7 separate regions of the Homo sapiens genome follow, and all the other regions are linked to region 1. Evidence: chromatin loops called from intact Hi-C (ENCODE). Cell type or tissue: PC-9. All regions are shown on one strand.

Region 1 (4,000 bases):
ACGGTAATTTAAGCTTCAAAGGGCTTTAAACTAATCCAAGGAAAGTCAGTGACTACAGAAAATACTTATATTAAAACATGCTTTGTTAAACGGATGCTTGAAGGCGGCATGCTAGTTAAGAGTCATCACCACTCCCTAATCTCAAGTACTCAGGGACACAAACACTGCGGAAGGCCGCAGGGTCCTCTGCCTAGGAAAACCAGAGAACTTTGTTCACTTGTTTATCTGCTGACCTTCCCTCCACTATTGTCCTATGACCCTGCCAAATCCCCCTCTGCGAGAAACACCCAAGAATGATCAATAAAAAAAAATAATAATAATTAAAAAAAAAAAAGTAAAAAAAAAAAAAAAAAAAAAAAAAAAACATGAACAGTCTTCGGTGCCCTAGCAGTGAATAAAAAACAATCATGGAAAATGTGGTTGCGCGTTTATTTTCCTTTGTGTTTTCTACTCAGCTTAGTCCTGAGAATGTTGTATACCAAATCCCCAGAATTTTGCAATTCATGTCTCAGACCCTATCTTGAGGCTGGTTCCAACGGAGAGAAGTAAATCCCCTGCTCAAGTTGTCTTTTTCTAAAACCTTGGAATATTAACAGTTAACTTTACTTTAGGTTTGGAATACTTCATTGAGCTAGGATATGGGAAGCTGCACTTAAAAGCTAAGGCAAGGAAGGGAGGGACGGAGTAAACATGGGGTTTAAGGGTTTTTTTTTCGGCTGGGGAGCAGGGTTTGTGCGATTAAAGGTACACAATTTGAACAATTCAGGGAGCAAGTCACTCTCAGAAATTCAGCTTCGGATTCCTCAAACTGTCAATCACAGCCACTTCAGGACCGGCTGTTAGGTTTTAAATAAGGTGGCTGGGCGCGGTGGCTCACGCCTGTAATCTCAGCACTTTGGGAGGCCGAGGCGGGTGGATCACGAGGTCAGGAATTCAGGACCAGCCTGGCCAAGATGGTGAAATCCCCGTCTCTGCTGAAAATACAAAAATTAGCCGGGCACAGTGGCAGGCGCCTGTAATCCCAGCTACTCGGGAGGCTGAGGCAGGAGAATCGCTTGAACCCGGGGCTGGAGGTTGCAGTGAGCCAAGATCGCGCCACCGCACTCCAGCCTGGGCAACAGACTGAGACTCCGTCTCAAAAAAAATAAAAATAAAATAAAAATAAATAAGCTAACGTGTGGGAGGGTTTGTAAGCTCTAAACGGTCTATCTCAAAGTGTGATCTGGGAATGCTTCCATATCTCATGGGAACTTGTTACAAATGAGAATCTCAGACCCCATCCCAGACATACTGAACCGGAAACTGTGGGCGGACAGCCCAACAATCGGTGTTTTAATAAGCCCCCGGGTAATCTTATACACGCTAAAGTCTGAGAACCACTGCTCTAGAGAAATGCACAAACGTTCCTTAGTGGAGATTAAACAAAAGGCGAGGGGTTGGAGGGCGCGAAACGGACCTCAGGTGCAGGGCAGACGGCATTTGAGAGGAAACTGGGAGAGGCCGGAGTGCGACTTGGGGAGTCTTAGCCTCCAAGGACGTTCCGGAACCCTGCGGACGCGGGGCGCCAGCAGGTGGCGCTGGACGCGCAACGGACAAGGAGGCGGGGCCTGCAGCTGGCTTGGAGGCTCCGCGCTCTGGAGGCTCAGGCGCCGCGTGGGGCCCGCACCTCTGGGCAGCAGCGGCAGCCGAGACTCACGGTCAAGCTAAGGCGAAGAGTGGGTGAGTCCCTTGAATCGTTCTCACTGGCCGTTTGCTCCTCGAGTCCGCCCGCGTGTCCCTGCAAGGCTGGGCGCCCGCTCCCAGTCTTGGGAGGGGTGTAGCGGGTCGCAAGCCTTCTCGTGACCTGGACAGCGGCCCTCCTGGGCGAGCGCTGCTCAATTCTCCGCTTATGCGCGGCTCTGGGGCGCGCTGCCTTCCAGCCCAGCTGGGTTGTGGCCGGGCCGGGGGTTGGGGAGAGCCAGGGACTCACAGGAAGCCTTTTCGCTAGGGGCTTAAGGTTGTGGTAGATTATTAAGTTTGTGCTCAGGTTGGATTTTGATGGCAAGTTTTTTAACGTGGCAAAGTTGCCAGAGTTTGCTGTGCATTGACGAATGACTGGTGCACAGTACTTAAAATCGTGCTACTTCTCGTCTTCGGGTTTCCTGGTAACAGAGGTTTTCATTTTTAGTCCTTAGAACACTGGCCCTACTCTTTCAGGATCTGGGTGGGGTTCAGGTTCCCTCCAAAATAGTCAATCAAGGCTTTAAATATGTAATTCTGGTCAAATCCACTGGAAGGTGTTTGTAGACATAAATTTTTTGTACACTTCCAAATTTCTTACTTTGTTACTTTTGTAAAATACATTTCCCTCCACATCCTGACGTGTAATAAAAGGTTATTCATTTAACATGAATGTTAAGCACAGAGGGAAAGCAATGCTTAAAAACAGCCCAGTGAAAAAAAAAAACAAAAAACTCGACTTCACTTAGTTAAATGTAAAACAAGTGTGCACTTGAAAGTATAAAAGGTTGGAAATGCAATGCAACCCACAGTGTATTCCAGGCATTGGGTTTCTTCATATTCTCAACTGCGGGACATAAACATGAGTAAGTTGGGCTGTGCCAACATTTAGGAACACCAGGGCAGCCATCCTGGTACAGCAAAACAGCAGTCGCATTAGAAATATGCTTCACTTTTTTTAAAAGGGGGTGAAAGAGAACTTTGGGTCGAATTCTGGAGTTCCTAACATTTTAACACCAGGTTGTTTTCTGTTATTTTTCTTTTTATGAAAAGATTTTACTGTAGAACTTAAATTTCATTTTGGTTAATGTCTGATGGAAACCAACAAATTTATTTGACTCATAGTTTATTTTCCTGGCTTATGGGCATAGAGTTGACTGTGGGCCACACAGTCAACAAGCTTCCTCACTGTCATGGGCTTTTCCTTGGCTTTGCTCTTGAGTGTGGTCTCCTTACCATGCAGACAAATGGCTGGGTAACTCTCCAGGGCCACTCTGGTTTTCCACCCAGACTCCGTTTGTAGTGGCCATCAGTCAGCAAACACTGCCAACCTGCTAGCTACCCCAGGACTGGGTCTAGAAGACAGCGCTGAGCCTTTTCCTCTACTTCCCTTCCCATGCCACCATCTGCCTGTAAAACTTTATCCTCCTCTAGGATACATCGCTCTACCATGCAGTTGAAATGCCTGCCTTCTCTCCTAGACCTCAAGGTTTTTCAGAGCAGAGGCTTTATCTCATTTAACTTTGCATTCCTCCTGCCTTACATTGTTGTTCACAATATAGTTAATGAATTCATATTGAATAAATGTAGGTGGATTTGTTAGCATCCTTACGATACTGCAACCCTCAAAGTTAAAAGATCTTCTAAACATAGTGAATTATTTCTTACATTTGATTATAGTAGGTGACACTTCCATTCCTAGCACCTCCCTCCCCCACCCCACAAACTATTATGTTGGTGATATGGTTTGGAGCTGTGTCTCTCCCTCAGATCTCATGTTGAAATGTAACCCCCAGTGAGGGAGCTGGGGTCTGGTGGGAGGTGATTGGACCATGGGAGCAGTTTCTCATGGTTTAACACCATCCCCCCTTGGTGCTGTTGTCACGTTAGTGCAGGGGTACCCAACCCCGTGGCCGCAGACTGGTATCAGTCAGTGTCCTTTTAGGAACTGGGCTGCACAGCAGGAGGGGAGTGGCAGGCCAGCGAGCATTACTGCCTGAGCTCCACCTCCTGTCAGATGAACAGTGGCATTAGATTCTCCTAAGTGCATGAACCCTATTGCAAACTGCACATGCAAGGGATCTAGGTTGTGTGCTCCTTATGAGAATCTAACTATTGCCTGATGATCTGAGGTGGAACAGTTTCACCTCAAAACCCTATCCCCCTTCCCCTACTTGGAAAAATTGTCTTCCACGAAACCAGTCCCTGGTGCCAAAAAGGTTGGGGACCACTGCGATAATGTAAGACGCCTGCTCCCACTTCACCTTCCGCCATGACTATA
Region 2 (4,000 bases), 140 kb after region 1:
GAGAAAATGTGCCCGAGGTGGTTGGGCTACAGCTTGGTTTTATACGTTTTGTGGAGATATAAGACATCAGTCAGTACACATAAGGTGTGCATTGGTTTGATTCGGAAAGGAAAGGCAACTCAAAGCAGGAGTTTACAGGTCAGAGGTGGATTCAGAAATTTCCTGATTGCTATCTGTTGAAATGGGTAAGTTATTATCTAAAAACTGGGGATCAATAGAAAGGAGTATCTGAGTTAAAATAAGGGATTGTTGAGACCAAGTTTCTTATTATGTGGAATAGTTGGTAAATGTCTCTTATCAGACCTTAAAAGGTGCCGGACTTAGTTAAATCTCTCCTGGATCTGGAAAATACTTGGACAGGGGAGGGGATTCGCTACAGAATGTAGATTTTCCCTAGAAGAGACAGCTTTGCAGGACCATTTAAAAATATGTCAAAGGAATATATTTTGGGGTAAAATACTTTGATTTCTTTCAGAGCCTACTGTCATGTGATGCTATACCAGAGTCAAGTTGGAATTTGGTATCTCATTGCTGTGAAGAGTCTGTTTTTTCATTCTTAAGATCTCTGTTTTAACGTTAATACTCACTGGTCAGTTGTGCCTGAATTCCAAAGGGAGGAAGTTATAATGAGGCATGTCCAACCCCTCCTTCCCATCATGGCCTGAACTAGTTTTTCAAGTTTACTTTGGAATGCCTTGGCTGAGAGAAGGGTTCGTTCAGTTGGTTGGGGGGCTTAGAATTTTATTTTTGGTTTACAGCAACAATAAATGGATATATCTTGCAAAAAAAGTTATGAGACCAGCCAGAGATGATCACTAAGAATAATTAATATCATGAAAGCAAAGGAGAATGTTTTATTTGTAGGAAAGAAATAGGCAGTTATGGAAAAGAATGGATATTGATTTTTAAAAACGTTGAAACTGAACAACGCTGGTAAAGTTTCTTCAAAGTTCTATTTTTTTAGGTAAAAACATTAGCTACTTGATTTAAGAAAATGAAGAAAACATATTCTTTGAAAATGCTTTGATAAAGATAAAGCTGTACAAATTCAGTTTAACAATAAATGTTTGTCAAATGAATAACTTTCTTTTAATTTAAGGTGCTGTATTTTGGGATGTTATCCCTCAGAGGATTATTTTCTTGAAAAGGAAGGCATTTTTCTCCTTTTGGATTTGTTAGCAGTAAGTATGGCTATAACAATCATAAGACAAAAGACAAATATGTCTATTAAAGGCCGTTTCCAAACTGAATGCCACAGAGCACAAGTCTATGAATAAATGTGCCCCAAATCATGTTCAAAGGTACGGTCTTAAACAAAATTGCTCCTAGAAATTCATAATACACAGTGTTTTAAAGGCTCTGAAAATTCCTCTGGTTGGAAAGTCATTTTACCAGTGTTTTTTCAGTGTTTTCAAATACACGGGAACAAAGAATTTGTTTTTCTTTGTACTCCATCAACCTGTTAAGAAACAGTTTGTGAAGAGCTTGACCATATGAAAACCCATAGTCATTTATTAATAACTTCTAGTTTCTTCCCCTGATATTAAAAGATAAGGGCCACGTTAGACAAGGAGCAAAGATAAGCATTTTTAAAGAACTATGTATTATTTGGAGGTAACCTGAAGAAGTCTAGTGACTCATGGACCATTGTTTTGCAGAATGAGCAGATGTGAGCAAGCTAGGCCTTCCAATAGAGACAGTGCCATCTAGCAGCTGTGAAGAATATAGCCCCTTACTAGCCTCAATTCTAACTGGAATCCATAGTCAGGATGATATGGGAGGAAACGTACAATTTTGTTTCAATAAAATTTTGAGAGAGATTCTCACACAGAGTTCTAGCCCGCTCCCTGTCCGTGATTCTATGATTGCCACTATTCTTGATTTTATTAACAGAATAACAAACCTACTTTGATTTAGCAAAAGTGCTAAAATTATTTGTGCCCCTTAACCTCCCTGAAAGTTAGTTCATTTCTCTCTTTTCGATTTCTTTACCTGTAAAACAGAGATAACAACATTATATATCTTATTGTATTGTTGGAAGGATTAAATGAGTGATTGTATGTCTGTGTGTGCATCTAAGTGTGCATGCATACATATATATTATAGATTAAATATAGTGCCTAACATGATTCCTGTATTTACTGTTATTATGAATATTATTGCTAGAATATATTTAATGCTGATTCAACCAAATTAATTGCAAATTACAGATATTATTTAATGAAGATTTTATATCAATTTCAATCTTTCACATTTGCCTGTCTCCTGAAGTAGAGAAATAAAAAAACTCATTTCCTTGAGTGTTTTGCTTAATACAACTCTGCTGAAATATAAAGTATGTAATGATAACTGCTAATAATGGTTAAATGTTAATGAGAGCTGACTATGTACCAGGGAGTCTCATATAACTCATAATAACCCTTTGCAGGTAATATTATTATCCTTTCATTTTATAAAAGGAAACTGATGATGTTCGCAATTAAAACAAAAGCTTACATATTTCCTTTGCTATATTCAAATAACAGTATACTGTAAAAGTTAATCAACAAAAAGTATTTCACATAGAAGAATTAGATTATGGAGGCCATTGCTCTGGATGGAATTTTCTATACCTAAATTTTGGTGTACTGAAAACTACTTGTAGCAAAATAAAGGAAATATGCTTTATAATAGGAGAATTTTTTTGAATCCTTAAATACTCTTTTATGGATGATGATTGCCACAAAACCAAATTACATCTTGTTTTATTTTCATATGTGATTGTCATTTGCAGTTACCATCAGTTACTCTCTTAATAACAAAGAGATTACAGTTAGTATGAATCTTTACAAGCCTTAATAAAGCATATAAATTGGAAAGATCCTGTAATTACAGTGAACTCTGTATAACACTATCGAGCTTCGCCACTTAAAATGAACATCTTCACTTATTTGTGCAAATCTTTTTCCAACTCAGCCACATCAGTCACATTTTGGTCATGATATATGTTTATAATGACTTCAGAATTATATTAAATCTTTTACTTTTTATCCTTTTAAATTTCTAATGTTTGAAAATATAGTCATTACAATGGGTGTCCATTTTAACAGGAGATTTTCCTGACTCTGAGTTTAGAAGAAACTTAATGATAATAGAAGTGTTTCTCTCTTTTTTTTTTGAAGACAATAATTCTTAATATTTATTGCAACTTTTTTCCTTTTCTGTTTCCTTGCTAAAGTTGAACCAAAAAAAATTCTGTAATCTAATACTTGGAATAATGGTTGAATTTTGTGATAATCCCAAAACTGCAGCTCATGTCAATGCTTGGCAAGGGAAGAAGGATCAGACAGCTGCTAGTCTTTTAATTAAATTGTGGAGAAAGGAGGAAAAAGAACTAGGAGTAAAACGTGATAAAAATGGGAAGATCATTGGTGAGTATATTTATAATTGTTAGTAGAAGCAATTAATGTATATATTTTAAAAGATCTTTAAATGGTATTAAGAAAGCATCAGGCCTTTCACCCCTTTGTCTAAAGTTTTTTTTTTTTTTTTACAAGGGTTTGAAAAATTTGCTATCCTAAGTGACTGGAAGAAAACTAAGTAAATTAGTAGTAGGTTCATATTTTTAGAGAATATTTTTAAGAAATGGTATTTAATTATATTCTTTTAACTAAAAAAAAAATTAAAGTAGTTCCTAAAGATGCTTCTTTGGGTTTTCTGCTTTTATAGATAGATTCAATAATATTTCATTGAGATGTAAATAGATTGCTTCAAAATAATATTTTGGTATTTTATACATTTCTGTTCATTTTTCCTTTTTCTAAATCCATTAGGCAACATGATCTGATTAATGTTTATAGAGTTTACTTTTTATATGAAAGAAGATATTGTTTCCTAAATAAAAATAGTCCAAATGTTCAAAAATTTTAATTACTAGATTCTAAATTAATGAGACTTACAGTATCATAATTTTTAGTTCATTTACATATTCCATACTGCTATATTACATTTTTTTCTTTTT
Region 3 (4,000 bases), 480 kb after region 1:
CAGCATTTAGCGAAATCCCTGGAGGGATTCTCCCACATAGGAGCCGTGCAACTCAGTTTTATGCTCCTAAAATCTACTGCAAAGCTGTGAATGCTTTTTGTTTGTGATTTGCACTTCATTTTTTTCTTCTCAATTATTATTATTTTTTGAGACAGGGTCTTGCTCTACTAGTCCAGAGTACAAGTGGTGCAATCATGGCTCACTACGGCCTTGACCTCCCAGGGTCAAGTGATCCTCCCACTTCGGCCTCCCAAGTAGTTGGGACCACAGGTGTGTGCCACTATGCATGGCAATTTTTATTTTTATTTTTGTAGAGACGGGGTTCTGCTGTGTTGCCCAAGTTGGTCTTGAACTCCTGGACTCAAGTAATCTACCTGCCTTAGCCTCCCAAAGTGTTGGGATTACAGGCGTGAGCCACCGTGCCTGGCCAGAAAGGTGATTTTTTAGGATTCTAGCTTGTTTGCTTTCCTTCCCACCCCAAGATAACTTTTGTTATAGCAGCTTGCCTGCTTTCTGTTTCATTTTTCACCCTGATTTTTCCAGGACTCCTCAATCACTTCCAAGTGTTAAAGGCCATTACTGATTCTTAAATGTAGATGGCTATGGCTGAATTTCAGCCATTGAGGGTCCATATGATCTATTCTGCCACAGTCCTTCTCAAACTTCAGTGTGGATGTGAATCACCTGGGGATCTTGTTAAGATGAAATTTGGGCCAGGCATAGTGGCTCATGCCTGTAATTCCAGTGATTGGGGAGGCTGATGTAGGAGGATCAGTAGAGGCCAGGAGTTTGAGACCAGCCTAGGCAACATAGTGAGATACCTTGTCTCTAAAAATATATATATATTTAAAAAACAACTTAGACAGGCATGGGGTTGCGTGCCTGTAGTCCCAGTTACTCAGGAGACTCAAGGCGGGAGGATCATTTGAGTCCAGATGTTGCAGGCTGCAGTGAGTTATGATCACACCCACCACTGCACTCCAGCCTTGGCGACAGAGTGAGACCCTGACCCTTAAGAAGAGAGAGAGACAGAGAGAGAGAGAGTGAGACTGATTTGATGCAGTAGGTCTGAGATGAAAGTTTGCATTTTTCACAGACTCTCAGGTAATGTTGATGACTCTGGTCCAGAGACCACGTAGAGATCTAGTATATGATAGCAAAATGCTGCTGTCTTATACCAGCCTGCAGCAAAGACATTAAAAAAAATGTAGTGAGGTTTTCCACCAAGCTAAAAGTACTTTTTTGTTTTATATATATTTTTTTAAATTCAGAGATGATTTCATTACTGCCTCTTGCTACTACGGCAATTACAAATGATAGTTATTATTAATATTTTTAAATGACCTTTCATGGCAAAATTATACAGCTGCCAACCCTACTTATGTCTCCAAGTTAATAAAAGAATTTTAGTAGTTCACAAACTCCTCAAGTCTGATGCCACCCCACCATCTAAATTAGCAGTTTATAGCTTTCCTTCATGGCATTTATAGTATTTTGTATTGACATAATTACTTGGACAGTTGTTTAATGTCACTTTCCCCACTGTGCTCTAAGCTCTTGCTCTGTATTTTTAATCACTTTGTCCCTAGTGTCTCACTAGCACTGGGTCTGGTGTCTGTCTGTCCCTAGTCAATACTTTTAGGATGCCTTTATTCAGTGGGTCTCAGTAGGAGTGGTACTGCCCTCTAATGGAGTGTTTTGGAAATTGATGGGAACTACTGGTTGTCCCAAATAATGAAGTGTGCTACTGGTGTTTGGTGGGCAGGGGTTAAAGGGTGCCAGACATTCTGTAGTGTACAGAACAGCTAACTAAGTGAATGCTTATTTGATGCCTTTTGCAAAATCTTTGAATGTCCATGTTGGAGATTCAATTGATGAAAAACCTATTTGTAATTACCTAAACCAAAAACCTAACTTGGCTGGGTGCGGTGGCTCACACCTGTAATCTCAGTCCTTTGGGAGGCCGAGGTGGGTGGATCACTTGAGGCCGGGAGTTGGAGACCAGCCTGACCAACATGGTGAAACCCCATTTCTATTAAAAATACAAAAATTAGCCAGGCGTGGTGGCGTGCGCCTGTAATCACATCTGCTTGGGAAGCTGAGGCACAAGAATCACTTAAGCCTGGGAGGCAGAGGTTGCAGTGAGCCAAGATAGCGGCCAAGATAGTGCTACTGCACTCCAGCCTGGGCAACAGAACGAGACACTGTCTCAAACAAAACAAAACAAAACAAAACAAAACAAAACAAAACAAAACAAAACACCACACACAAAACCACAAAAAACAAAACAAAAACCCAACTCCATTTAACATTTAAAGACAACTATATTTATGTATGTCCAGTTTTAATACACATACAGTCATGCATCACTAATGATGGGGGCACATTCTGAGAAATGTGTCATGAGGCAGCTTTTTTGTTGTACAGACATCATAGAGTATATTTACACACACCTAGATGGTATAGCCTATTGCACACCTAAGCTATATGGTATAGCCTATTGTTCCTGGGCTGCCTGTATAGTATGTTACTGTAGGTAGTTGTAACACAATGGTAAGTACTTGTGTATCTAAACATAGGAAAGGTATAGTTAAAATATGATAATATAATCTTATGGGACCAGAATTATATATGAAGTTTTTGTTGACTGAAATGTCATTATGCAACACATGACTGTATTCTGAAATTTTCAGAAATGCAGCTGCTGAGTACTTCAAAAGTTGTACTTTGACTTATTAGCAACATTACAAAGTAACGTCTACCATTCTGGCAAATCCCATCCTTAGTAGCAGTGATGTTTGTGGTATTTGAATTATTATGTATATAACTGCACTAATACACGTTTGTAGGAAATATGATGGTTATGTATATGTGTGTGTGTACATACAAATTTAGCCCTTATTCTAAATTATCCAATAAAAATTGTTGAGAATATTCAGGTGAATTTTTTTTACTTTTTTAAAATCCAAATTTACCCATTAAAAGTGGTTGCAAGCATCTCACTACATCATTAAATCATTTGGTGGTGTTATCTCTGAGTATTTACATCTTGGGGTGTGTATGTGTGTGTGTGTGTGTGTGTGTGTGTGTACCTAAATCACACATATGAAAGACAATAAAAGTTAATCTCTTTTATTTTCTTTTTATATTACATTTTGGACTTTATGTTGTTTTTCTTTCTCTGCATGCATACCATCTCTGTATATTACAAACACTTACTATCAAAAGGTGGTGGTACTCTGATAGGATTCAGAACCCCCCTTCTCATGGAAGCAGCATGGAATCAAGGATTTCTGCCTTCTGGTCTTGGTTTATTTCTCTAAGCTGCTCACATAACTTTTCTGAATTTGTTGGGTGATCTACATTATCACTGATAAGGTAAGTCATGATGTGATAAGTCACAGCAGATGTTTCATGAATGACTGGACATGTAGAAAATGCCTTGCTTACATGGTGACTCTTAGCCAGGGCTCCTCAGAAAGGCAGACTGTCCACCTGAGACCCACCGTTCTGCTTCACTTGCATTTTCATTTAGGGAGAGCAGACCACCTTGGAGGAAGGGATTTGGCTAATGATAAGGTATGAGGTAGAGTGGGGAAGTATGGTAGTGGTGGGGTAGTATTAATGAGTGAATAAAAGCAGAGTATGTTTTACCTTTCTGGGAAGCAGTTAAGATCCTTAGACTAGGGGCCACTATTGTAAGGATTTTTTGACAGTTCCATGTTTATCTGTTTCTTAGTGATTAACAACCAAACCCATGAAGACTTATAGACTGGGGAGACTTTTGTGTCTTGTTCAGCAGTTGGTTTGGAGTGGACCACAAAGCTCAGAGGCAAAAGAGTAGTGCACAGTGTACACAGTTGGTACTAAGAAAGGCCCTCGGGGACTGGGTTACGAGGTTTCGCAGCAGAAAGTCCCTTCAAGCACATGATTTTAGTCTGCCTAGATCTGGCTAGAATGTTGCTCATTAATTGGAGCTAGAAAGATACAGGAAGCTCAA
Region 4 (4,000 bases), 110 kb after region 1:
TGATCTTGAACAGTTGTCTGACTTGGTCTAAAGAAGTTATCAAGCCCGTGCATTGTGGCTCATGCCTGTAATCTCAGCACCCTAGGAGTCTGAGGCAGGAGGATCATTTGAGGCCAGGAGTTTGAAACCAGCCTGGGCAACATAGCAAGACCCCATCTCTAAAAAAAAAAATAGCCATGTATGGCGATGCACACCTGTAGTTTTATCTTCTCCAGAGGCTGAGGCTGAGGTGGAAGGGTCGTTTGAGCCCAGAAATTCGAGGCTGCAGTGAGCTATGTTTGTGCCACTGTACTCCAACCTGGGTATGGGTGACTGAGTGAGATCCTGTCTCTAAAAAAAAGAAAAAAAGAAAAGTTATCAAGCTCTAATATTAGCTCATTCCAGTTCAAAACCTCTTAAGACTTCCATTCAGGAAAATGTTTCTTATAATTTAATCTAAATCTTTTATTATGTTTTAGCCTTGGTTTTATTTGGACCTGTTCCATCTTAGGGCTTGTGTATATCAAGCCCTATTTACTGGTAGCTGAAAATGTCTACTAGCAGGGATTTCTTTTCCTATTTTAACCTGACATCTCAACACCTCCATTTTTTTTTTCTTCATGTTAAACCGTTGGTGGCAATTGGCTCTATTTCTAAATCCCTCTCATAGGCTGGCTATAGAAGTTGTAAAACTTAGCAAAGTTAGAGAAGTATCTTGGTCACTTCTCTAGGAAGTTAACAGAGCTTTCTATTTCCAGTGTACCCTGCTCTCCCATCTTTTCCTAAAAGGTCCTAGAAAAAGGCTAGGAGTAATAAGATTCAACCAAGAAGTGTAAGTCACATCTACCATAATTTCTTAGCTGTAAAACAAAATCAATGAAATGTGTTTATGTGCCAATAGGATTTTTTTTTTTTTTTGAGACAGAATCTCACTGTGTCACTCAGGCTGCAGTGCAATGGCATGATCTCAGCTCACTGCAATCTCCGCCTCCCGGCTTCAAGCGATTCTCCTGCCTCAGCCTCCTGAATAGCTGGGATTACAGGCACCACCACGCCCAGCGAATTTTGTATTTTTAGTAGAGACGGGGTTTTACCATGTTGGTCAGGCTGGTCTCGAACTCCTGACCTCGTGATCCACCTGCCTCGGACTCCCAAAGTGCTGGGATTACAGGCGTGAGCCAGCAGGATTTTTAAATAGATAAAATAAAAGATGCTTTTATCTGAATATCTAGAAAGTCCATATTTTGCTTTCATATTAGTTTCAGATAAAATCCTAACCAATTTAAGCCTTAAACACAGGAAAATGCATCTCAGTTTAATATTAATAAAATAGTGGAGTAAAGTAATGTTTAGGTTGCTTATTCTGAGACAGCATATGTTTGTGTGGGCAGGGGTAGGGGGTGAAGATGAAGGGTATAATTGAGCCTAATCAGTAAGTTAATGTTTTCAATGTGCTATTACTCATTGCCAGTGGGAAGTTATTGATCAACTGAATCTGTGTTGTAGCAGTTGGTAATCCAATTCTAAAGTTGTGAGAGGAAAAAAATTTTGAGTAGGCATTTACTGAGGCAAAAATGAAATGGTTTTTTTAAAAATATGGTTCTAAATTTCCTTTTTTAGACTTCAAAATAAGAATAATTAAAACAGTATCTACCACATTTGGCAAAATAGTTGGAATTCTATAGACTTTCTTCACAGAAATACTATAAAGAATATGTTAATAAAGATATTAATCTGAATTTTATTTCTTAACTAAAAATATTAAAGCCATTAAGGGATTTAGCACAGATATTTAAAATTCTGAATCTGTGTTCAGGAAAAATAAAAAACCAGCCTCGTTTTATAGAATCTGCATATGATATCATAAAACTGTGTGGGTAAGTTATCTTTCTTTAACTTTATTTTGTAGTAACATGGAGTATTTTATTATGTTTCTTATATCACAAACATACTATGCATTATAGTGTAGCAGATTGCTACAGAACTCAGAAAACTTCAGTTCATCACTTGATTCCAGCAGTTGGCATTTCAGGTAATCAGTTTGCTGTGGTCTGAGATTGCTAGCCACAAGAGATTAAATTCTAAGTATATTGAAATGCTTTCTTGTAATTAGTTACTCTGAAGTAAATGCTAAATATTAGATGTAACCAAGGAATTATAGTATTTTCAGAAAATCTTTGAGTGAACTTATGGATATGCTTATAATTTCAGTCTAGTTTTTTTCTCTGTCTTTAGAAAATTTGAGTCTCAAAGATATATTAGGTTATATATGTCATGTTTTATTTGATTTTTGAAATTTGAGTGAAGAATAAAAATCACCAATTACATTTGATATATATTTTAAAAATGTAAGTTAGAGATAAGAATTGTAAAATTAACATGTCTTATTCTTTCTACTGTTGGTTCTCTAACAAGTTCTGGGAACTGAGTATATGGTGCTTCCTTGGTGCCACATAGTGGCTAATCTAGGTATATATTAAAATATCCATTTTTAGTTGCTAAATGTAATGTAGTAGGGAGGAATAAACCTTTTGGACAATTTTACCTTCTGAACCTTTCTACCAATTTAACTTTTTAGATAGCAATTATTTATTTTAATATACAAATAATATATAAATAATAGAAAGGTTTAGTAGAATTATGCATACATGATAGGTTCTAACTCTCACTTTTAGATTTACTAGCAATATTTAATATGTAACCACTTAAATTTGTATTTTCTGATATCTGAATAAAATAACCAAAATAATATATTGAATGCCTATACCATGCCTTGCTTTTTAATAGACAGGTACAATGGAAAATAAATGGTTGCTCTGGTGTTTTCAAGGAACAAATTGGAAATTATTATTATATTGACATACGATTATATAATGTAAAACTTTTAAATCTCAAGGCTTTGCAAATCCTAGAATGCCAAGTTTATAAGAATTGCTTTCAACATCTATGCTCCTACAGAGCTCTGCACAAAGTTCATTGTCTATGAAAACTTGTGACTGAATGTTTAATTGTATAATATGATAAATCCTTTTTAGCTGCAGTCTTCATTTTCCCTCATATTTCATAATTATTCACATTGTTAATTTTTTCTACTTTTCTAATTTCAGCTTATGTCTAGATAACTTCTCTATGCCTCACCCTCACTTGTTTCTCTTTTCAAGACATTTTTGGAAGATAAAAACAATAAAAATAGAATAATAATGTCAAGCCTTTCCGTTTTGGCCTCCAAGTAGTATGGTTTTCTCATGGCATTAGAAGTATAATGCTAATTTTTTCATAAACTTTTTGGTTGAAAACTCTTCTGATGCTTTATCTTATAGATTGTGTCCTTTGCTAGAAAAGGAAAAAGTTTGGGAACAAAAAGTACTAGTTTTAGAGTCCTTCACTTTAGAGATCCAAAAAGCAGCTGGATAACAAATATAATACATTATTTGTTTCAAATGACAAATTCTGACAAACACTAGAAATGAACTTCTGTGGCATTTATAAAATTGTCCTTTTTGTAGCTTGCTCTTCAGATATCTTTAAATTCAAATTGGCCTGTATATTGCTATTGATACATCCTCATGTGATAGTTCTCAATACCATTTTCAACTACTTCTTTAATTTTTCTTGAAAAATATGAATTGGCCAAGCGCGGTGGCTCATACCTGTTAATCCCAGCACTTTGGGAGGCCGAGGCAGGCAGATCACGAGGTCAGGAGATGGAGACCATCCTGGATAACACGGTGAAACCCCATCTCTATTAAAAATGCAAAAAAAATAGCTGGGCGTGGTGGCAGGCACCTGTAGTCCCAGCTACTCGGGAGGCTGAGGCAGGAGAATGGCGTGAACCCAGAAGGCAGAGTTTGCAGTGAGCTGAGATCGTGCCACTGCACTCCAGCCTGGGCGACAGAGCAAGACTCCATCTCGAAAAAAAAAAAAAATATATATATATATATATATATATATATATATATATATATATATATGAATTAAAAGTCCTGTCTCTATAGGATATATTGTACTTTAAATAGTACAG
Region 5 (4,000 bases), 90 kb after region 1:
GGCCTAAGAATGGTTCTAAAGATATCTATCAGTAGCTAGGCAGCAGAGTGGTGCAGCAGAAGCATGCTGGGCCCATAAAGATACCAATGAGTAGCTGTAGAGATGAAAGAAAAACAAAAAGAATGTGGAAGCCTAGGCAAGGGGGTTGTAAAAAGAGGAGAGGGGTCAACAGTGTAAAATACTACAGACTAGTATAACAGGATGAGAACTGAAAAATGTTAATAGACTTTGACCCCAAGTGTTGGTGATCTCACAGTTTCAGAGGGCTGAGGATGAGAAAAGCGGAAGAATGACTAGAAGTGTGGAAACAGGTGCTAGAAATGCTCACTACTCTCAACAAAACTTGGTCTCTTCGGCTAGGATTTACAATCAAATGCTGCCAGTCCTAATCTAGTGTTACCATTTTTCTTTTAGGGCCAGAAATATTCAACGTCTGAGGCAGAAGGAACCTTCAAAATCACTTATCAACCTCATTCTAGAAATGAGGAGAGAAGCTCTGAGAAGTGAAGTAATATTTATTTTCATTGAATTTATATGTAATTTTAAATTCATAAATTCTATGGAAGATACAAAAATGCACGTTTAAATCTTGAATAATTTTTGAAAGTTTAAAAAACAGATTAAAAGAGTTAGAGTTTTTTAAATTTTCAGTTATGGTGTTTGAGTTATTAAATTATACTGATGATCATCATGAGAAGCTTTCCATTATAGTCTTGACCCTTCTTGTATTATTATTCAGTCTACAATGGATAGGCAACAACATGTCAACTGAAAAATCATAAGATCTATAAATTTAGAAAGGAGACTTTGTTTCTTATAATGAGTTACAACCTGCAGGCTGGCCATTCTGCAGGCTGGGAAGCCCAGGCTCCCACAGAGACAGTCAACAGGCACTTTGAAGGAGGTGGGGTTGGAGCAGAAGCTTTATGCTGAATGAGTTGGCTAAACAGACATATTCAACAGATTGTAAGAAGAGCTGTGAATCTTCACTAAGAGGGGTGCTGAATAAACATGCATGTGACATGCATCCCATGCTCACTGTGGAGTGGAAACTTAACATTTAAATGCATTACAGTCCCTATACATCAAAAGGAGAAGCAGAGACATGAATGTACTAGTGCTCAGTCTCTGTAAACCTGCCAGAACCAGTCCATAGTGGGTGGTCTTTTATCAGGGGAAAGTTACTGAATCGGTCCCTTGTCCAATCAAACCTGCAGTTATGACTTGTGGAACAGGAGGGTCTTGTTAGTCAACATCTGGCCATGGATGAGCTGCAATTATTTCAATATTGCTTATGTCGAGGGCAGTTCTTATTTAACAGCTAGAGAAAAATAAAAACATTGCAGCAGTTAAAACAAAGGTTATTCTTTAAGTGTAGGTGTGAGTGACTTAACTCTTGCCTGGCATGGCCTTAGGTCTTGCTTATAATTTGTTATTGCCACAGAGTCCATTCTGTTAGCCTTCTGATCTCCATTTTAACATTAATGCTGGTCAGTTGTTGAGTCTAAGCCCTCAAAGGGAGGGGGAGCCGAGCTTGGTGGCATGTGCACCTGTACTCCCAGCTATTCCCGAGGCTGAAGCGGGAGGATCGTTTGAGCCAGAGGTTGGAGGTTGCAGAGCTACGATCCTGCCACTGCACTCCAGCCTGGGGGACACAGTGAGACCCTGTCTCAAAAAACCAGGGGTGAGGGGGACGTGAAAAGGGAGGAGGTAGGGGGGTATAGCGAGGCGTGTCCGTCCTTCCGTCCCGTCAGGGCGAGGAATTCAGCTTTTAAGGTTTATCGGGGGTCCTCTTGGCCAAAAGGGGGTCCGTTCAGTCGGTTGTGGGGCTTAGGATTTAATTTTTAGTTCTCAAACAGTAATAAAGATAATGATAATCTTGACCATACGGGATGCTGTGCCAAGCACCACTTAACAAACACTGTCATCTCATTCAATCCTCACAACAGTCCTATTTTACAGATGAGAAAAGTGAGACTTCAAGGGATAACTCGCTCTAGATTCAATAAACTGACTCAAAAGCCTTTTAACATTCTGTACAATACCTTTTATGTTTGTTTATTTAACTGTCCAGTTGGGCCACTAAAGTACAGATAAAAGCTGGGGAATGTAAGCGAGACTGGTCACTTCCCTGGGGTGAGAGAAACGCTTTCAACACTATCCGTCCATCGTATCACGCCTAACGTATCCCATAGACATCCCTCACCCCTCCACCCACTCATGCCTGTTTGAAGCAAGACTATGAAGACCGAAACACACCGGGAGCCTAAGGCACCACTCCCCGCTACCTACCGAGGTGCATCCTGCAGGCTCCTTACCGCAAGCCTGCAAACTCGCCCTGCCGGGCGCGGAGTGCAATTAGGCTTTGGGGTGGTTTGGCTCTCCGGCTTTCCGTAGCCTCTGGCCCCGCCCCCTAGCAACGCGCTGGCTTGTGTTAACAACCGGCCCGGGATCAGAGGTCTGGGTCAACTGGGGGGCGGCAGCGGCGCTAAGCGGACTGTATGGCGGTGGCCTAGGCCCCTGGCGGAATTTTGGGACCTTTCGCGACTCTAGCGACTCTCAGGCTGCCTTCCCTTCTCGGTGGCGGGGCCTCTTTGGGCCCAGCGGCTGCGGGCGCACTGTAGGACAGGAAGATCCCCCCACTCTCCACCCCGCCGCCACCGGCCATGTGGACAGAGGAAGCCGGGGCGACCGCCGAGGCCCAGGAATCCGGCATCAGGAACAAGTCTAGCAGTTCCAGTCAAATCCCGGTGGTTGGGGTGGTGACGGAGGACGATGAGGCGCAGGTATGAGCAGGTGTCTGTGCTTTCAGAGGTGGAGGGGGTGGGAGTGAAGTCTCGAGACGGGGTCCAGACCTGGGGGTGGCAAGGGTGGAACTGGGGACAGGAGTGAAGATGGGGGAAGCCGCGGGATGGAGATTCCAAGCGCAGAGCTAATCCTGATCCCCCACCCCCTGCGAACTGCACCGGTTGCGAGGGGCTGGCTGTTGTCAACCATCCTGTCTGGGGACCAGCGCTGTGTGGTCCTCCTGGAGGGTCCTAGCAAACTGAGTAGGCGGGGTTTTGCCGCGCTTCTTCGAAAAGTGGTCATAGAGCTACAGGGAGGAAAGGAATCATTCTTAGCAAAATCTTGATTTGATGACCTGATCAGTTTGAACTGAACTTTTTAATACGTAGATCCCTGTTACCGAGTGATGTTCTTGATATAGATGTAAATTTTCCCATGCTTAAATTTGCTGCGACTAAAGCCTGCACCCAGAGGGGAGGAAAACGCTGTTAAATTAGAAATTAAGCATTTTTAAAATATGAAATTGGAAGCTGGTTGTTACACGTTGGGTCGGAGAGAACCGGGAGAGAATAGAGTTGATTTGTTTTATTATGCTTGTACTGTATTTGGTTTTGGGTTTGCTTTTGTTATGAATACAAAATTCACTCTTGGAAGTTGATCTGTTGAGAAATTCCATTTGAGGCCCTTGGATCTCTATTCGAGGCGGAGGTGTTTAGAAACCCCAAGTTGTTTGTTTCCTACTAGGATTCCATTGATCCCCCAGAGAGCCCTGATCGTGCCTTAAAAGCCGCGAATTCCTGGAGGAACCCTGTCCTGCCTCACACTAATGGTGTGGGGCCACTGTGGGAATTCCTGTTGAGGCTTCTCAAATCTCAGGCTGCGTCAGGAACCCTGTCTCTTGCGTTCACATCCTGGAGCCTTGGAGAGTTCCTTGGGAGTGGTCAGTTGACTGGGGAATAGAGTTGAGCTCTCTGAGGTCTGACATTTACGCAGTAACCTGCGGAGCAACAGCATTTTGCATGAGGAGAAATAGGTGTTAGGGGAATTTGCCTAATCGATTTTGTGGACCTATTCCCCTCTGGGCGGGGAGAATTTTGAGGAACAATAGCTCTCCACTCCCTGGGCTGCAAGAAAGATCAACAATACAGCCATACTCCCAGGCAAGGGGCAAAACTGAAAAGTATGTGAATTTGATAACTGATGGCTCTCAGTC
Region 6 (4,000 bases), 57 kb after region 1:
ATCTATTTTCTCAATAGTCAAAGCCCATGTTAAGAGAGCTTTTAAACATATTTAAAATATATGGCTTACCTACATGTTTTACATGATAATTTATGGTTATAGAAGTTAGAAAGTGCAATTTCTTTTAATATCCCCGTGGGGAAGTTATATAATTCTATAGTTTTTTAAAATATATGGAAAAGCAATATACTTTCCGTTAACTGCTAAGATTCATGAATTTTCTCCACAAGTTCTCCAGAGGAACTACTAGAAAAAACTCCACGAATCTCATTATTTGACAGTTTTGTTGAAGTGAAATTATTAAAATTGATATTAGATTTAATGACTTGTTTCCAGTAACCAAAATGGAAAGTATTCTACCAGCTGTCGATGGTTCCACACCCTGACACATCGTTAAAACCTTAGCTTCTGCCTAAACTTTAAACCTTAATAATATTTGGCGGTAGGGGAGGGGTTACATTTCAAGTCAAACAAAGGATGTATTTCCAAAGCAGCATTTACAAAGGTTAATCTGTGTATGGACTACAAAGGGGAAAGTGCAGTGCCCCAGTGATCGATCTAAGACCCCCCTCTCGTTGTTGTTGTTGTTGGGTTTTTTTGGTCTGGTTAATAAACCACCTAGAGGGATAATTTTTAAACTTAATTTGTTGAAATGGTACTTTACTAATGTATGAAAAAAATTTCCCCAAATTTGAGAATTTTTGGTAAGTTGATTTTATATTTGGGAATAAAGATCTCTTGCTTCTTCTACTGACACCTTCTACACAAAAGATAAAAGGTACTTTTACTTGGTAATCCGCAGGGAGAAAATTTACAGAAACCCAGAGCCAAAGGTGCTCTCAGGGGATCCCCTGAAACATTCAAAGCCATTGCGGCCCCAGAAGGTAAATGGCTTTCGCAGGAACACAGGTCTCCTGACTCACGGCCTAACCTTCCTTTCCCCCACACCAAAGCTCGCGCGGCACCAGCTAGAGTGAAGGTCAAAGTCAACAGAATAATCTCTGCAGTCCAGGGTCTGTGAGGGTCCTCCTATCCGAGGGAGTTTTCATGAAAGGGCATTTCCGAACATTTTATTCCAAGGACACAGTCTAGTCAAAAGACGTTTGGGATAGGGTAAACATGAGGCAAAAGAACACTTACAAAAGAAAAAAGCGCAGTTTCTTGGAGGCTTGTCAGAAGCTAAGACTGGGGAGATGAGAACCAGGGCCCTTGGCGAGAGTTGGGGTGGGAATCGCGTAAGAAAAGCAATTTCTAGAGCGGAAAGGTGACCCCACATTACAAAAAGAAATGGAGTAGAAAAATAGGCTTGACTATTCTAAAGCTGCTTCAGAAAGAATCTCCGGAAGACCACGGAGGAACCCCGCAGGGGAGCCAGGCGGATACTCAGCCGCTCGCGGTAGAAGGGCGCGCAAAGCTGCGGAGCCGCGTGTGTGGAGCTCCCCAGTGCACTCACTGCTGGCTCCCCCTCGGTGCTCTGGGCCCTTCCCAGCTCCCTCCACACAGCCCGGCTCCCTTCACACACCCCCGCCCCCTCCGAGCTCCCCGACTCCTCCCCGCGCTCCACGGCTCTTCCCGACTCCAGTCAGCGTTCCTCGGGCCCTCGGCGCCACGAGCTGTCCGGGCACGCAGCCCCTAGCGGCGCGTCGCTGCCAAGCCGGCCTCCGCGCGCCTCCCTCCTTCCTTCTCCCCTGGCTGTTCGCGATCCAGCTTGGGTAGGCGGGGAAGCAGCTGGAGTGCGACCGCCGCGGCAGCCACCCTGCAACCGCCAGTCGGAGGTGCAGTCCGTAGGCCCTGGCCCCCGGGTGGGCCCTTGGGGAGTCGGCGCCGCTCCCGGGGAGCTGCAAGGCTCGCCCCTGCCCGGCGTGGAGGGCGCGGGGGGCGCGGAGGTGAGCGGGTCGGGGAGGAGCGCGAAAGAAGGTAGCGGCGGCGGAGTTGAGGGTCAAGATGCAGTCTGCGCCACGCGCTGCATCCATCCTCCCCGATTCTGCGCCCTCACCGGGCGTCCGCCCTGAGCTGCGGGGTCCCTCATCTCCTGGCACCTTAAGGTGGAAAGTGAGAAGGGTGGAGAAGGGTGTCTGTTCCACTGATTCCCCCTCCTCCTCCTCTTGGTTCCTAGAGCTAAGGGCAAGTCCTGAGGTTGGGCCCAGGAGAAAGAAGGCAAGGAGACATTGTCCCAGGTAGGATGTGTCCCAGCAGGAAAGGACAGGCAGGTTACTTTCGCCCCCTTGATAGTCTCCCTGCTACTTTGGGTTGATGCAGGGCATTTCATGGAAGATCATGCAGTGCTGCTTTGCGAACAGGTATTTCTAGCAGTCATTTGGTTTATTTCCCAGTAATGTAATCGTGGTGTTTAGGCCATTTCTGTTAGAAAGTAATTGGCCTCTTCTTTGACTGTCCTAAATTATCTTTGAACCCTGTGTTCAGCCTCAGCCAAAACTTGTTGAAAATTATGCCCTAAAAATCTTGCTCTTAAAATAGAGCAGAGAGATAAAGAGCATTTTTGTTGGAAGATTTCCATTTATTATCTCTCCCACCCCGTGGAGAAGGATTGGTGTCAGTTTTTACTCCTCGGGCAGTTAGTTTTTTAGATGGAAAGACAGTCCAGGCCATAGTTAATTATCGCTCATCAGTATAGGAGAAAAAGAATTCAGACTCCTGCCCCACCCCCACCCCCACCCCCAACCTCCTGACTTAGATTCTGGTCCTTTTAACAGCCCCGCTGCTTGGAACCCTTTTTGTTTTCTAAACCACCTCCCCATCCTTCCTTTTCTCCACTTTATTATTTCTTCATTTTATTGATCTGTTTATTTTTTCTTTCTTTAACCCTATAATTTTTTTACTCCGATTCTCTCTTGGTTGCTTCAAAGCTTAGAGGCTATTTAATGGAAAAGCAAAACAAAACAAAACAAAACACCCGTCCTAAATAATTTGCAGGATGTTTAGAAACATAAAGAGTAACTATGTGTGCTGCCATTGGGATGGCTGCACTCTCTGCCTCTTAGCTAGTCACTCTGTCAGGGTATGGGGAAATGAGACAATATTGAGAATGACAACTTGAGCAAATTGTGCAGTAAGGAAATGAAAAGCTTTATCCAAGTCACTTTTTATTGTACTGGTGCTATGGAAAATGTGGTGAATGAACATAGTTGTATTTTAGTACTGAAAAAACAGGACAGGTGAAGACAAATTTTTAAAGAAAGGATTGTAAATGAGTTAGAAAAGTGAGAAAGAAGATACACCAAAAATGTGAAAGAGTAAGACTGCAGGCGTGATAAAGGACATAGGACATCAGGAGATGTATTTATCCCTGCTGGGCCAGAAACCAGGACATTGAGGTAACTGAGACATTAACATAACAATAACATTGATAAATCACCTACCCCTTAAGGGCCCACATGTGTTTTCAGCAAAAAGAGAAATCTGATCTAGAGAATTATTACATGTCTTTTTGTCCTGAATTTTTTTGATGTATTCCATAACAAAGAATTTTTATTGCATCCTTAGTTACACTGCCAGCCAATGTGGAGGCAGTGATCACGGACAAGACAAACATGGTTCTTCCCTCGTGCAGTTTATTGTCCAATGGGGGAAATAGTAAACAGTAAAGAAACAATTATATAAAATATTACAAAATAAATTTAACAAGGGCTGAGTGAATTATTCTGCTATAGAGATGGAACAGTATATGGAAAGCTCCCAAGGTACATAAAGTGGTTGTTGTTTTCTCTTTCTAGAAGAGAATGCTGTGGGTGGACAATATACAGATAAGGTTAGAGAGGGGAAGCGGGGACTAACTCATTCAGGACCTTTTACGTGATAGTCAGGAAGATGGCTGTAGTTCTAAGTACAAGGAGCACCGATTTTAAGGAGAGACATTTTATGACGATTTACATTTTAAGATGATTTTAGCTGCTGTGGAGATGTTTGGAAAGGGTCAAAAGAGAAAGTAGGCTGACCCATTAGGAAATGTTTGCAGAGTTCAGGTGAGATGATAGACACC
Region 7 (4,000 bases), 270 kb after region 1:
GTTGGCTCCACTGTGTTGGACAGCAGTTGGGGTAGGTGGAGGAGACACATTAAAAAGACCCAACCCTCAGCCCAGACTGGAACTACTGCGCTGTTCTTCTATCATGTTGAAGACACACCCTAACCTTTCAATTCTGGGACAGGAAATATGAAATGTACACATGTGAGTCATGGGCCAGGAAGAACCTTTTATATTTCATCAGTTAGCCTCCATGTCCACCCTTTGGAGATGTATGCCAGAGCTGTAAGTGTTCTGCTCCCAGGCTAGGGATGGGGGAGAGGGTACTGGGCATTTATGCCATTCTATCTTTTTAGATAAAAATTTGTTCAAAACTCAATACTCAGACTTACTTTCCTCATCTTGAAATGCCTAAGGCTAAAGAATATGTAATTTAGTTCATTTAGATAGACTAGAAAAAAATTGTATATCAAAACAAAAAATAATTCTTCATGAAAAAATAAAATAACATGTAAACCTGCTTTTAAAAATTGTAGAATGCTCCGTGGACAGAAAATATTAGGAATTGATTGGTGTCTATAAATAACATACATATATACATAATGGAATACTATTCCACCATAAAAAGGATGAAGTGTCTTTTGCAGCAATGTGGATGGAACTGGAGGTCATTATCTTAAGTGAAACAAGTCAGACACAGAAAGTCAAATCCCACATGTTCTCACTTATAAGTGGGAGCTAAATAATGTGTACACATGGATATATAGTGTGGAATAGTAGACAATAGAGACTCAGGAAGGTGAGGGAGTGGAAGGGGGTTGAATGGTGAGAAATTACTTAATGGGTACAATATACATCATTTGGGTGGTGGATACCCTAAAAGCCCTGACTTTACCACTGCAACATCTATCTGTGTAACGAAATTACACTTGTACCTCATAAATACATACAAGTAAAAAAAACCACTCTTATACATGTTACTCTGTTCATACAATTTCTTTCAAATGGAAGATATCTAAAAAACAGCTGTGTCTTCAAGTTTGGTATTCCACATCTTCATTTGCCAAGATGAGGCCTTTTCTACTCTGTTCATTGTCATTATTTTATTTTATCTCGATATAAAACTAAGTTAAGGCGCGACTATTGCTAAATGTTATCACCTAACACTATTGATTCACTTTCCTGTTTAATCTCTATCACCTACTCTTTTCTTTAAAAAAATTATTTTAGGTCAGGCGCGGTGGCTCACGCCTGTAATCCCAGCACTTTGGGAGGCCGAGGCGGGTGGATCACGAGCTCAGGAGATGGAGACCATCCCGGCTAACACGGTGAAACCCTGTCTCTACTAAAAATACAAAAAAAAATTAGCCGGGCGTGGTGGCGGGCGCCTGTAGTCCCAGCTACTCAGGAGGCTGAGGCAGGAGAATGACGTGAACCTGGGAGGCGGAGCTTGCAGTGAGCGAGATCGCGCCACTGCACTCCAGCCTGGGTGACAGAGCAAGACTCCATCTCAAAAAAAAAAAAAAAAAAAAAGATTATTATTTTATGGCCAAATACTTATTTAGCCCTACGTCTACATGCAATTCTTATATTTGGAACTTCTTAATCAGAAACTAAATGTGGATTTGGTTTGAATGCTTGTTTTAATGATTAGTTTATTATGAGTACAGGAACAAATAAGTGATATCTGTTTCCTCATCTGTTTGTGATGATTTATTTTACATTAGCATAAAGTATGCAGCTCTATGTGAGAGCATCAGGAAGCATCTGTGATGATATGGATTTTGATAAGCTAAATGTTATCTAGGGCCTTAGGTTTTCTCATGTTTTCACATTTCTCAGTAGTAAGGTCACACTGAGTTGTGTCATATTTAGCTTAAGGGACACCAGAGTGAACATAAGAGCCCAGGCTAAAGCCACCTCTTCCTAGTGCACTGTCACCCACCCTGTCCCTTTTCCTGGGCATCTGTCTTATATTTTATTCACCGTGGGCCTCGTTCTTGTTTAAAACCCAAAGAATCTTTAAAACGATTCAGCAATAGTACTTGAGGGGGTCACTCCACGCAGAGATATTTTACAGTTTAAAATGCCACTCCTATAGGGTTGGCTGAAGCCAAAGGTTTTTTAAAACTATATAGAAAAATAAAAAATAAATGCCACTTCTAAAGATTGGAAACTTTAACCTCCCCACAATGAATCTTCAGTGGTGAGATTTCAGGTGACAAACATGTTAGAGGTGAGATTCTCTGAAGCCTGAGTTCCCCCGAAAGCCCCCAGATCACACCATATGAACCTACCCAATTTTAGCGTTTTTAAGAGACTAAAGCCTCATGAAAGCATATGAAAACTCACTGAGATTTCTTTAGATATCTAAAAGGCATTTTGAAGATCATTTTGTTATGTGGCAAACTGTCCTTGTTTTAGAGTTGTGCTGGGTGGCATGTATAAGAACTACTTATTTTAAAGTGAAGGACTACATAACAAAAGTATTCCCAATTTGATTTATACACCTGGCTATAGCTTTATTTCTGTGGAACAATCATGACATCTAGTGGCTAACCTAAGTAATGCCAAGAAATGGTTTCATACGCTATTTTCCTTAGCTAAATCCACTTAAATGAGAACTTGCTATTCAAATACTGTAATAAATATCCTTGTACATTTTATATACTTAACTATATGAGATAAAGATGGAGAAGTAGAATTTCTGAGTGAAAGGATATGTGTACTTAGAATGCTGATGTTGCCAATTCACCCTCCCAAGAAGTTTGTACCAATTCGAACTTCCATATTTCTTCTCATCATCCCAACAATGAGTATTATCAAATATGTTAATTTTTGTTTTAGTCTTTATTTTTTATTTTTTATTTTTTTTGGAGACGGAGTCTCGCTCTGTCACCCAGGCTGGAGTGCAATGGTGCGATCTCGGCTCACTGCAAGCTCCGCTTCCCGGGTTCACGCCATTCTCCTGCCTTAGCCTCCCAAGTAGCTGGGACTACAGGCACCCGCCACCATGCCCAGCTAATTTTTTTGTATTTTTAGTAGAAACGGGGTTTCACCGTGTTCGGCAGGATGGTCTCGAACTCCTGACCTTGTGATTCGCCCGTCTCGGCCTCCCAAAGTGCTGGGATTACAGGCGTGAGCCACCGCGCTTGGCCAGTCTTTATTTCTTAATGAATGAGAGAGCTTATCTTTTTATGGCTCCCCCACCCCCCGCCTCTGCCCCACCATTTTTCTCCTTTCTTTCTTTGTTTTTTATTTTCTTTGGCCATTGGTATTTATTTATCAGTGAAGCGCCAACATACATATTCATCCCATTTTTTAAAGATTTACTGGTTCATAAGCATCTTGTTTGTAAAAGGTTTTTGCATATTGAAGAAATGTACTGTCATTTGCATTGAAAATATTTTTCTTAGTTTGCTTTGTGACTATTTTTTGCTTTGTAAAGTTTTTAATGTTTATATAGTCAGGTATATCAGGATTTTCCTTTTTTGTTGTTGTTGAGACAGAGCCTCACTCAGCTGTCCAGGCTGGAGTACAGTGGCATGATAATAGCTTACTGCAGCCTCAATCTCCCAGGCTTAATCAAACCTCCCACCCCAGCCTCCCAAGTAGCTGGGACTACAGGCGTGTGCCACCACACCCTGCTATTTTTTTTCTATTTTTAGTAGAGATAAGATCTCACTATGATATCCAGGCTGGTCTCGAATTCCTGGGTGCAAGTAATCCTCCTGCCTCCAAATTGCTGGAATTACAGGTGTGAGCTACTGTGTCCACTACTAGTATTTTCCTTTATAGTTTTAGTTTCATGTCATATTTAAAATGTCCATCTCCTCTGATATGGTTTGACTGTGTCCTCACCCAAAACTCACCTTGAATTGTCATCTCCACATGTCTGGGACAGAACCAGATGGAGATAACTGAATCATGGGGGTGGTTTCTCCCATACTGTTCTCATGGTAGTGAATAAGTCTCATGAAATCTGATGGTTTTATAAATGGAAGTTCCCCTGCACAAGCTGTCTTGCCTGCTGCCATGTAAG

Evidence for each region. Peaks named below come from ENCODE experiments on the same cell type or tissue, not always from the same donor. Only the 100,000 strongest peaks of a DNase experiment are listed, where the experiment ranks them.
Region 2: a loop joins it to region 1, with 17 times the contacts of the local background. A loop is called at or near these places in 18 of 110 quality-filtered maps.
Region 3: it touches region 1 in a loop (5-fold over the local background); 3 of 110 quality-filtered maps call a loop at or near these places.
Region 4: a loop joins it to region 1, with 23 times the contacts of the local background. A loop is called at or near these places in 71 of 110 quality-filtered maps.
Region 5: a loop joins it to region 1, with 9 times the contacts of the local background. A loop is called at or near these places in 21 of 110 quality-filtered maps.
Region 6: a loop joins it to region 1, with 9 times the contacts of the local background. A loop is called at or near these places in 22 of 110 quality-filtered maps.
Region 7: it touches region 1 in a loop (10-fold over the local background); 88 of 110 quality-filtered maps call a loop at or near these places.

The regions. Positions count from the first base shown.
Region 1 is chr7:90,152,825-90,156,824 of GRCh38, forward strand. It overlaps STEAP1 (STEAP family member 1), which reads left to right and starts at 1,645. Exons shown (of 5, transcript NM_012449.3): 1 at 1,645-1,719. The region is part of intron 2 of STEAP2-AS1 (STEAP2 antisense RNA 1); the gene reads right to left. RefSeq lists an enhancer at 1-401. In PC-9, CTCF peaks have their summits at 1,567 (motif pointing right) and 1,766; DNase peaks (open chromatin) are centred at 37 and 1,617; H3K4me3 peaks cover 1,141 bases.
Region 2 is chr7:90,296,650-90,300,649 of GRCh38, forward strand. It overlaps CFAP69 (cilia and flagella associated protein 69), which reads left to right. Exons shown (of 23, transcript NM_001039706.3): 16 at 1,100-1,181; 17 at 3,218-3,410. Among named protein-coding and RNA genes, the nearest start is that of FAM237B, 23 kb to the right of the region's middle. In PC-9, a CTCF peak has its summit at 1,745; no DNase peak of the experiment used is centred here.
Region 3 is chr7:90,627,828-90,631,827 of GRCh38, forward strand. The region is part of intron 2 of CDK14 (cyclin dependent kinase 14); the gene reads left to right. Among named protein-coding and RNA genes, the nearest start is that of CDK14, 34 kb to the left of the region's middle. In PC-9, CTCF peaks have their summits at 1,668 (motif pointing left) and 1,868; no DNase peak of the experiment used is centred here.
Region 4 is chr7:90,260,201-90,264,200 of GRCh38, forward strand. CFAP69 (cilia and flagella associated protein 69) reads left to right here. Exons shown (of 23, transcript NM_001039706.3): 4 at 1,747-1,856. Among named protein-coding and RNA genes, the nearest start is that of CFAP69, 17 kb to the left of the region's middle. In PC-9, a CTCF peak has its summit at 2,417; no DNase peak of the experiment used is centred here.
Region 5 is chr7:90,242,759-90,246,758 of GRCh38, forward strand. It overlaps CFAP69 (cilia and flagella associated protein 69), which reads left to right and starts at 2,416. Exons shown (of 23, transcript NM_001039706.3): 1 at 2,416-2,786. The coding sequence starts at 2,667. It overlaps LOC107986819 (a long non-coding RNA gene), which reads right to left and starts at 2,373. Exons shown (of 2, transcript XR_007060423.1): 1 at 2,319-2,373; 2 at 1-1,321. It also overlaps a transcript of STEAP2 not described here. RefSeq lists an enhancer at 3,281-3,793. In PC-9, no CTCF peak of the experiment used is centred here; a DNase peak (open chromatin) is centred at 2,373; H3K4me3 peaks cover 2,254 bases.
Region 6 is chr7:90,210,160-90,214,159 of GRCh38, forward strand. It overlaps STEAP2 (STEAP2 metalloreductase), which reads left to right and starts at 1,581. Exons shown (of 6, transcript NM_001244944.2): 1 at 1,581-1,886. STEAP2-AS1 (STEAP2 antisense RNA 1) reads right to left here and starts at 1,476. Exons shown (of 3, transcript NR_110029.2): 1 at 1,141-1,476. RefSeq lists a silencer at 1,684-1,743. In PC-9, CTCF peaks have their summits at 1,623 and 1,824; a DNase peak (open chromatin) is centred at 1,612; H3K4me3 peaks cover 1,670 bases; H3K27ac peaks cover 308 bases.
Region 7 is chr7:90,425,451-90,429,450 of GRCh38, forward strand. No RefSeq gene overlaps it. Among named protein-coding and RNA genes, the nearest start is that of CLDN12, 24 kb to the left of the region's middle. RefSeq lists a silencer at 1-219. In PC-9, CTCF peaks have their summits at 2,485 (motif pointing left) and 2,684; a DNase peak (open chromatin) is centred at 2,491.